3 separate regions of the Homo sapiens genome follow, and all the other regions are linked to region 3. Evidence: chromatin loops called from intact Hi-C (ENCODE). Cell type or tissue: PC-3. All regions are shown on one strand.

Region 1 (2,500 bases), 120 kb before region 3:
CAGATGTCCACCAGGGCAGGAATATCACCTGGGGCTCAGAGGTTAGTCTTGTTTTAGGGAAACTCACCACAATTGCCTGGGGAATTGCTGGTGACCCTTTTGGGACCACAAAGTGACATGGAAAAGTCTTGGTCATAATCTTGGGAAGGAAGTGCATCCAGGGATGGACAAGCTTGACTAAGGAACAGAAGGCTCCACCACTATTTGGAGTGACTGGGCTCTTCAAGCCATCTGGGAATTGGGTCTTTTCACCTAGGAGACCAAGGTTTCTAGATGTGGTGGTGTCTCCTTGACTTACCTCTTAGCTTCTTAAGGGAATGTAGCACATCTGATTCCTAGCTGGGGGTTCACAGAGTGTGTTCTGTCACTCTACCCCACCCAGATTTTGAGGTCTGGGAGCCCATGCTGCCTGTAAGTTTGAGGTAATGGAGAATTGAGGAGAATAGTCTGCCCATGCCATTCCCATTTGACCTTGGAAGTGATGTGGCTTCAATCTGGCTCCTTCTTGAAGGAGTGTGGGGCAGACAGACCATGAGGAAGACGTCTGAAGCCTGTGCACAGTTTGAAGGCACTTCTGCCTGCTGACAGGGGTAGGTTACTTCAACAACCAATATCCTTAGACTCCGGGACAAGGAAGGCACAGGGATTTTGACTTGTATTCCAACATTCACAGACTGGAAGTGGCTGAATCCAGGCTCAGTGGGATGAGCACCATGATTGATTAGCAATGTCTGCCAGGCAAGCAGGAAGGAGGGGTGATGTCATGTGTGTAAATTTCTTGCCATCCCTGGTTAGGGGGATTCATAGGGATGTGCAGGGCATGGCAAAGATGGAGGAGGGGGATGGTACATGCTTTGCTTAAAAATCTCAGTGGCTTTCTCAGGTCAAGTCACCTTAAACTCCAGTGTTTGTTTTCAAGCTGCATTCATTCCGTGGTGGAGGCAATTGGGTGGCAGGTGTTTACTGGCAATCCTTTTGCTTCCAAAAATGCCAGATGGGTTTGTATTTTTATTGCTATGGTAGCAGTGACTCAGGGTCTCGATGGCACAGTGACACTAGGCAAAAGGTCTGGCATTTTCCTGCAGAGAAGAAAACTGAGTTACCACAATAAGATGTTCTTACTATATCCTGCTGTGACCTCCATCTTCCACAGCAACTGAGGCTAAGATTATTTCTTAGAATTGAAAGAGAATCAGTATCTCTTGAGCAAAAACCATTGTGTTTTCCTGATTGAAAGTCTCTTAATAACTATTGTTACTGGGCTCTAACGTGATGACTGTACTGTGACCAGTCTGGTTTGAATGTGTTGGATTAAGCAAAGGTCTGTGCCCTTGGTTTGAGCATGTCCTTGGTTTAGACCCCCAAAGCTCAAAATCTGGGTATAGTAAAGTGACAGAAAACACTCTCTGAGACCCCAGAGGTCTAGGATGTGTACCCTAGAAGGCCCCAGACACCTTTTATGTGACCACCTTGGCTTGAATGTGTTGCATTAACCAAGAGGGGATGCTGGCATTGGGCCAGGAAGGGATGCCCTGTTGGGGTAAAAGCAGTTGTTGAGATAAAAAAGTAAACTTTTTTCCTCTTTCTAGACAAACTCTTGGCCTCAAAGTCTTGAGGATTGCTGGTTAAACACAGTGGATTGAGCACCCATGTTTATCTGTGTTCCCTCTCCAAACCCCACTCAAATGACAGTAAAGAAATAAAGAAAAGCCTGTACCTGTAGGAGCAAAATAATGGGGGGAAATGAGGCAACTGCAAACAAGAGATGCAGCTGGAAAGTGAATGGATGAGTTTTGGGTGAATTTACAGAGTGAAGAGAACAGAAATTTAAATCCGTGTAAGCCAGAAAGAAGCAAAGCAAACTATAAGACAGGAACTGGGAAGACTCAAGAATGGGAGGCAGCAGGGTATCCTTAAAGGCAGGGCATGCGATAGGGCTGAGGGCAAGAGTGCTGGCTCAGAATGTGTATCAAGGGTAGTGGTTAGCCCCTTAGTCTCCTCCCTGTACCAGGGCACAACTACCCTGGCAGAAGACAGGAGGTTCCACTTGCTGGAGATATCCAGCTAAGCACACTGGTGAAGTAACTTACTGAAAACAGGGATTACTTGAAAGCTTCATAACTGATGGTGGGAAGACCCCCAAATTTCTCTCCTACTTGCATTCCAGAATGCCAACACAGCCAGATTTATATTGCCCCAGGCAAAAGATGGGAGGACACCTCCATCTTGCCAGCAAAAGAGCAGCAGAAACTGACACTTGGGAGCCCCCAATAAATTAACTGAGTCCCCATAAGATCACCCTACAGTGAAGTCCATCAAGTGATAAGGCCTTATCCTGAACATAGAGCTTCTAACAGAATGACAGAATGCTATTGCCCCATTCTCACTATGCAGGGATAGGCAAGGGTCTGCTATTTGTGGAAAGCCTCTTATACAAAAGGCAGAGACCAGAGCCAGCCATAAAACAAGCAAAAAACAAGTCAAAGGAAGCAAAGACAAT
Region 2 (2,500 bases), 99 kb after region 3:
TCCAGCTCCCCAGGAAGTGATGGAAAACAGGGCAGTTGGGTGAGAGAATGAAATTTGAGAATGGGAAGGTGCCCAGATTTTGGCAGTGGCAACTGTGCTACCTGCACTACCAAAACGTTTTCAATTTGGGCAGCATCTTGGATGCCAGGTTTTATCAGGACCAGGGGGATGTGAGAGATAGATGCCTTCTAGGGAGCCAAATGCCAGAGAAAGGGTAAGGGAAGTCTCAAAGTGAAGTTTCTGTAGAGCTAATGGTTTCTACCATGGTCTGGTAGCAGGCTGCATTCCCAGCAGCCTAACAAAGGAAAAACATAAGCCCTTAAGATATGATTCATAGTTACCACTGGGGGAAAATGGGTAAAGTATACACTGGATCTCTTTGTATTGTTTCTTACAACTGCATGTGAATCTACAATGATCTCAAAATTAATAAAAGTTTGATTAAAAAAACTAAAAATGAATTTCCTGTATATTTAAATCTTGCCCATTGAAAATATGCCAGTTTTCATATTAACACCTTGATCCTTTGGATTGGGTGACTCTTTTTTTGTTGGGAAACTAGCTGAGGTGGGGGCTGGGGGGGATAGCATTAGAAGAAATACCTAATGTAGATGACAGGTTGATGGGTGCAGCAAACTACCATGGCACATGTATACCTATGTAACAAACCTGCACTTTCTGCACGTGTATTCCAGAACTTAAAGTACAATAAAAAAGATTACCTCTCCCCCCACCAAAAAAAGAATGATTCTATATGCTCCAAATCACATCTATAAGATGGGTTGTTCTGAGTCCAAGCCACCTAAAAACAGAACTGTTGCCTGGTTTTGCTCTATAGGCATTCTCTAGCCTCCTCACTTAATAACAATAACAACAACAATAAAATATGTTCCTAAAACAGTTGACAAAAGCTTTCACATTCATTTTCCCATGGGCACTTCGTAACATCCCAGTGAGGTCAGTAGAGCAGGGCTTTTAACCCCATTTTACCAAGGAGGAAACTGAGGCTCCAAGAAGCTAAGCCATTCACCTAAGGTCAAGTGCTAGAACTCAGATTTGACTGCAGTAATTCTATTCCAAGCCTGCTGCTCTTTCCATTCTGTTAAAGGTACCAGCAAAATGATTTTCTGAAAAACGGAATTGTGGTATTTTCCAAGCTGCTCTTGATCGAGATAAAGTATTTACATGTGGCCTTGTCCTAGAAACCACATCTCCAGCCACCTGGAACCCAGTACAACTGCTCTAAGTCCAAGCAAATGCCTCACTCTGCTCCAAGATCACTGCGGGACTCGAGGCGGCTCTCCCATCTCTCCCTCTGTGGAAGAAAAGACTTGCATGCAAATAAAGTGGGACATTTCTATTTGCATTTGGGGAGATGCAGCCAAATAAAATATGATGACCACATTAACTAAATATTGCAGGCATTTCCTTTCCAGTTTTCCTGCCTGTCACCCACTCAATCTGGTGTAGAATGGCCATGCAAGAATGTGATAAATATTTTTTCCTTTCTAAACTGGGATTTCACATGTATAGAGAAGGATTAGGGTGAGACAGTTAACTGTTGAGATTTTGGCTTTCCTTGGGCCAAATATCTGTGGACAGCTGAGGTTGTTCAGGATTGAGCTATAGTTGGGAGGGAATCTAGGTATGATGCAGATTTTTAAGGCACGCTTAGCCCAAAATCCAGGGCTGGGACACATATCATCTTTGTTGTGCTTCAGGTTACTCAGAGGCAGATGGGCCAAGAGGTGGAAAATCTTTGTAAATAAATGGATTTGAGCCTAGTTGCTGCTTGGCTGCTTTAAAGCATGATATTTTTCCCACCTGGAATTTGTCTCAAAGGACAATGAATGAGTGTCTCTGATCTGGGGTTATGAAATGGTTAGAGCTCAGCAGCAGGCACCAGGGCCGACACGAAACTCTCAGTCAGGCTGGCAGAACAATTCCTACCTTGACCAGAAAGCCTTTCCACTCCCTGATTATAGAGCTTGAAGTATAGGCCTGGATACAAGGAGGATTCAAGCAGGAAGGGAGGTCAGAGATGGGATAAGGCCAACTCCCTTAATCTGAAGCTAGAGGAACCAAGGCCCACAGAGGGGCAGGGACTTATGGAAAACCAAGAGCAAGGCAGGGCAAAGCTGGGGCCAGGGCTCAGGCTGCCAGACTCTGCAGGCCATGTTGCTTCTCCCTACTCCAGGCCATCTCCCACCACTTGGGCCACAGAGCTAGAGGTGGACAAGCTACTTTCCTTATCACTTGTGGCTTGACCTGAGGAAAGCCCCTTCCCATGACTTAGGAGGAAGATACAGATGGCACTGAAGACAATGTCCCCAGCAAAGAGGAGCCATGAGCAGATCTTGGACCTATTTACAATAGAAACAAGAGAAGGGCCATCTATTGCCAAGCCCTTGTCCATTGGACTGGCCCTTCCTTCCCAGATGCTCTGTTCAACCTTCATCAACTCAGCACTTCACTCCAGGGCCTGGCTTAACTAGGTCTT
Region 3 (2,500 bases):
ATTTCTGAGTGCCACTCCAAGAGGTTCTAAATCAGTAGGTCTTCAGTGGGGGCCAAGAATTTGCATTTCTAACAAGTTTCTGAGTGATGGAGATGCTGTTGGTCCAGGGAACACACTTTGAGAACTGCTGGTTTTCAGAATGAGTGTGAATAAGCAAATTAAAGAGAACTTGTGAAAGAAAAGGCACTGTACCACGAGGCCTGTGGAATGCCTACTAGTTGGCAAGGAATGCACGTGGATGCTGAAGGTAGCAGAGAGCTCAGGCAGTAGAAACGGGATCTGAGAAATGCACATGGGATGGGGGGTGATAGGGGCATAGGATACACAGAGAAGGAAGGGCAGGCTCAGGGACAATATAAAGACACTGGGTGTCTGTTTGTATGTGAATAAACTGGTATCTTATAGCCAACGAATCCACTGATATGTGGCCACCATTTCTAGATTAGCTGCTTGGTTACCTACTTCTTAATCCAGCTTTAGTCACAGATCAAGGAGTCTGCAGAGGAGAAGACAGGCTATGCTAGAAAAATATCAATGCTAGTAGGAAAGTGGCATACAAGGCTGCTGAATTAGGTGAGCTAGATCTAGTGTCCTAGATGTCTGTTAATGCAGGGAGGAGCAAATATAAGCAGACATTTCCATAATTTCTAATTGGTTCATTTATATGTTTACTTGTTCTTATTTCATTTATGTCTGTTTTGGTACGTAATTTCTTAGTTTTAAAAACTAGATGTTATTTTTCACCTCTTTGAGGATACTAAATGTATCTTTTATCAAATCATTTTTAGGCTGCAATAATACTTTCACTTTGTCAAGAGGGAATCCATCTCCTTAGTGTTGATTTTTTTTTTAGCTGTCACTCTTCATATTCATTTTTCTCATGTGTTTTGGGATTTTGGCTTAGCTCATGTAGTAGTATGTTTGTTTATTTTCTCTGCCCTCACCCTTTCCTGTTTAGTGTTCTTGTTATTGCCTCCACCTAGCACCCTAGAGCTCTCGGTTAAAAATCATGTATTTGCTTGGTGACTCAGGCTTCCATCCTGCTGCGATTCTGGGGATATCACCAGATTTACAGGTAACTTGAGCCAAGTCCTGGTTGCCAGGATGTGTCTGCTTCATCTTACATCCCTAAGTTTGCAGCTCTGTGTAAACCGCAGTTCTAATCAGGGGGTAACTGCAATGTTTATACATCCTTTTCATGAATGGGAAAGCCCCACACTAGGACTTGGTTTCAAGCAGTAAATCCAGTGCCTTCTCATTACCCCATAGGAGCAGAACACCTGGTCATCTCCATCTCCTTCTAGATCCAGAGCTTAGTTGCCCTGTGCCTTCATCCCTGCTTAGCAGATATATTTATGTTCCAATTTTGGTCCACTGAGATACTTATTTATTTATTTTTAGGGCTGTATGCATTTTTCTCTTTATAGTACATTCTTGCCATGTATTTGGTGGAGGTGTCTTAAAGTGTAAACTTTGAAAAAGCCATCTTAGCCAGCAGTCCAGATTGGCTTAGTTCTCAGTTCTTTACTAGTGTTGTTTGGACCATGAACTGATTTATAAAAATTTAGATTATATTAGTTTCTAGGACTGCCACAACAAAGTGTCACAAACCATGTGGCTTAAAATAACAGAAACTTATTCTCACAATTCTAGAGGCTAGAAATTTGAAATCAAGGTCTTGGCAGAGCCACATTTTCTCTGAAGGCTCTAGGGGAAGATGCTTCTTTGCTTCTTCTTTGCTCCTGGTGGTTGCTGGCAATCCTTGTCATTCCTAGACTTGTAGACATGCCATTCCAATCTCTGCCTCCATCTTCACATGGCCTTCTCCCTGTGTCCGTGTCCATTTTCTCTTCTTAGAAAGATACCAATCATTGGATTAGGGCTCACCCTAATTCAGTGTGACCTCATCTTAACTAATGACATTTGTAAAGACTCTATTCCCAAATAGATCATATTCATAGGTTTAGGGCAGGCACAAATTTTAGGGGGACACTATTCATGAGTACACTAGGCTATGACCCTAGAGGCACGCCCTGCTCCTGACTGAGGCAATGGGATATTCACCTCATCTCCTGATTCCCAGCTCTAGCTGGGGCCACTTAGCTCCCCATTAAATGCTATTTTCAAAAGTGCTACTGGATTATGGAATGTGACTTGCTTTTTGTCAGAATTTTGGAGTATCCTAATAGTGAATCAGTAGCATAATCTCTATGTACATGGGATGGCAAATGATGTCTGTTCTTGTACCCTAAATAATATTCCTGAGTCTTAGGCAAGTGCTCAGGTCCAGAAGGACATGTTTAGTTCTTTCAGTAGGTAACTTGAGAATTCAAAGTTGGCAGAGGAAGTCCAGTAACATCTCATTTATCTAGCATTGTCAGGCTCTTTGTCGTTATAATAAATGATCCCACATGGCTGAACCTCTTGCATTCGAACCTACTTTGTATAATATTGCTGCTTCCTCTGTCACTGTCAGTGGCCATTTGTGATGTCTGCCAGC

Evidence for each region. A loop is a pair of places that touch in the nucleus more often than their neighbours do. Peaks named below come from ENCODE experiments on the same cell type or tissue, not always from the same donor. Only the 100,000 strongest peaks of a DNase experiment are listed, where the experiment ranks them.
Region 1: a loop joins it to region 3, with 9 times the contacts of the local background. A loop is called at or near these places in 1 of 110 quality-filtered maps.
Region 2: a loop joins it to region 3, with 9 times the contacts of the local background. A loop is called at or near these places in 1 of 110 quality-filtered maps.

The regions. Positions count from the first base shown.
Region 1 is chrX:150,302,088-150,304,587 of GRCh38, reverse strand. No RefSeq gene overlaps it. Among named protein-coding and RNA genes, the nearest start is that of MAMLD1, 60 kb to the left of the region's middle. In PC-3, no CTCF peak of the experiment used is centred here; no DNase peak of the experiment used is centred here; H3K4me3 peaks cover 940 bases; H3K27ac peaks cover 1,476 bases.
Region 2 is chrX:150,083,893-150,086,392 of GRCh38, reverse strand. No RefSeq gene overlaps it. Among named protein-coding and RNA genes, the nearest start is that of MIR2114, 140 kb to the left of the region's middle. In PC-3, no CTCF peak of the experiment used is centred here; a DNase peak (open chromatin) is centred at 1,362; H3K4me3 peaks cover 388 bases; H3K27ac peaks cover 2,500 bases.
Region 3 is chrX:150,183,298-150,185,797 of GRCh38, reverse strand. No RefSeq gene overlaps it. Among named protein-coding and RNA genes, the nearest start is that of MIR2114, 43 kb to the left of the region's middle. In PC-3, no CTCF peak of the experiment used is centred here; a DNase peak (open chromatin) is centred at 1,067; H3K4me3 peaks cover 370 bases; H3K27ac peaks cover 1,339 bases.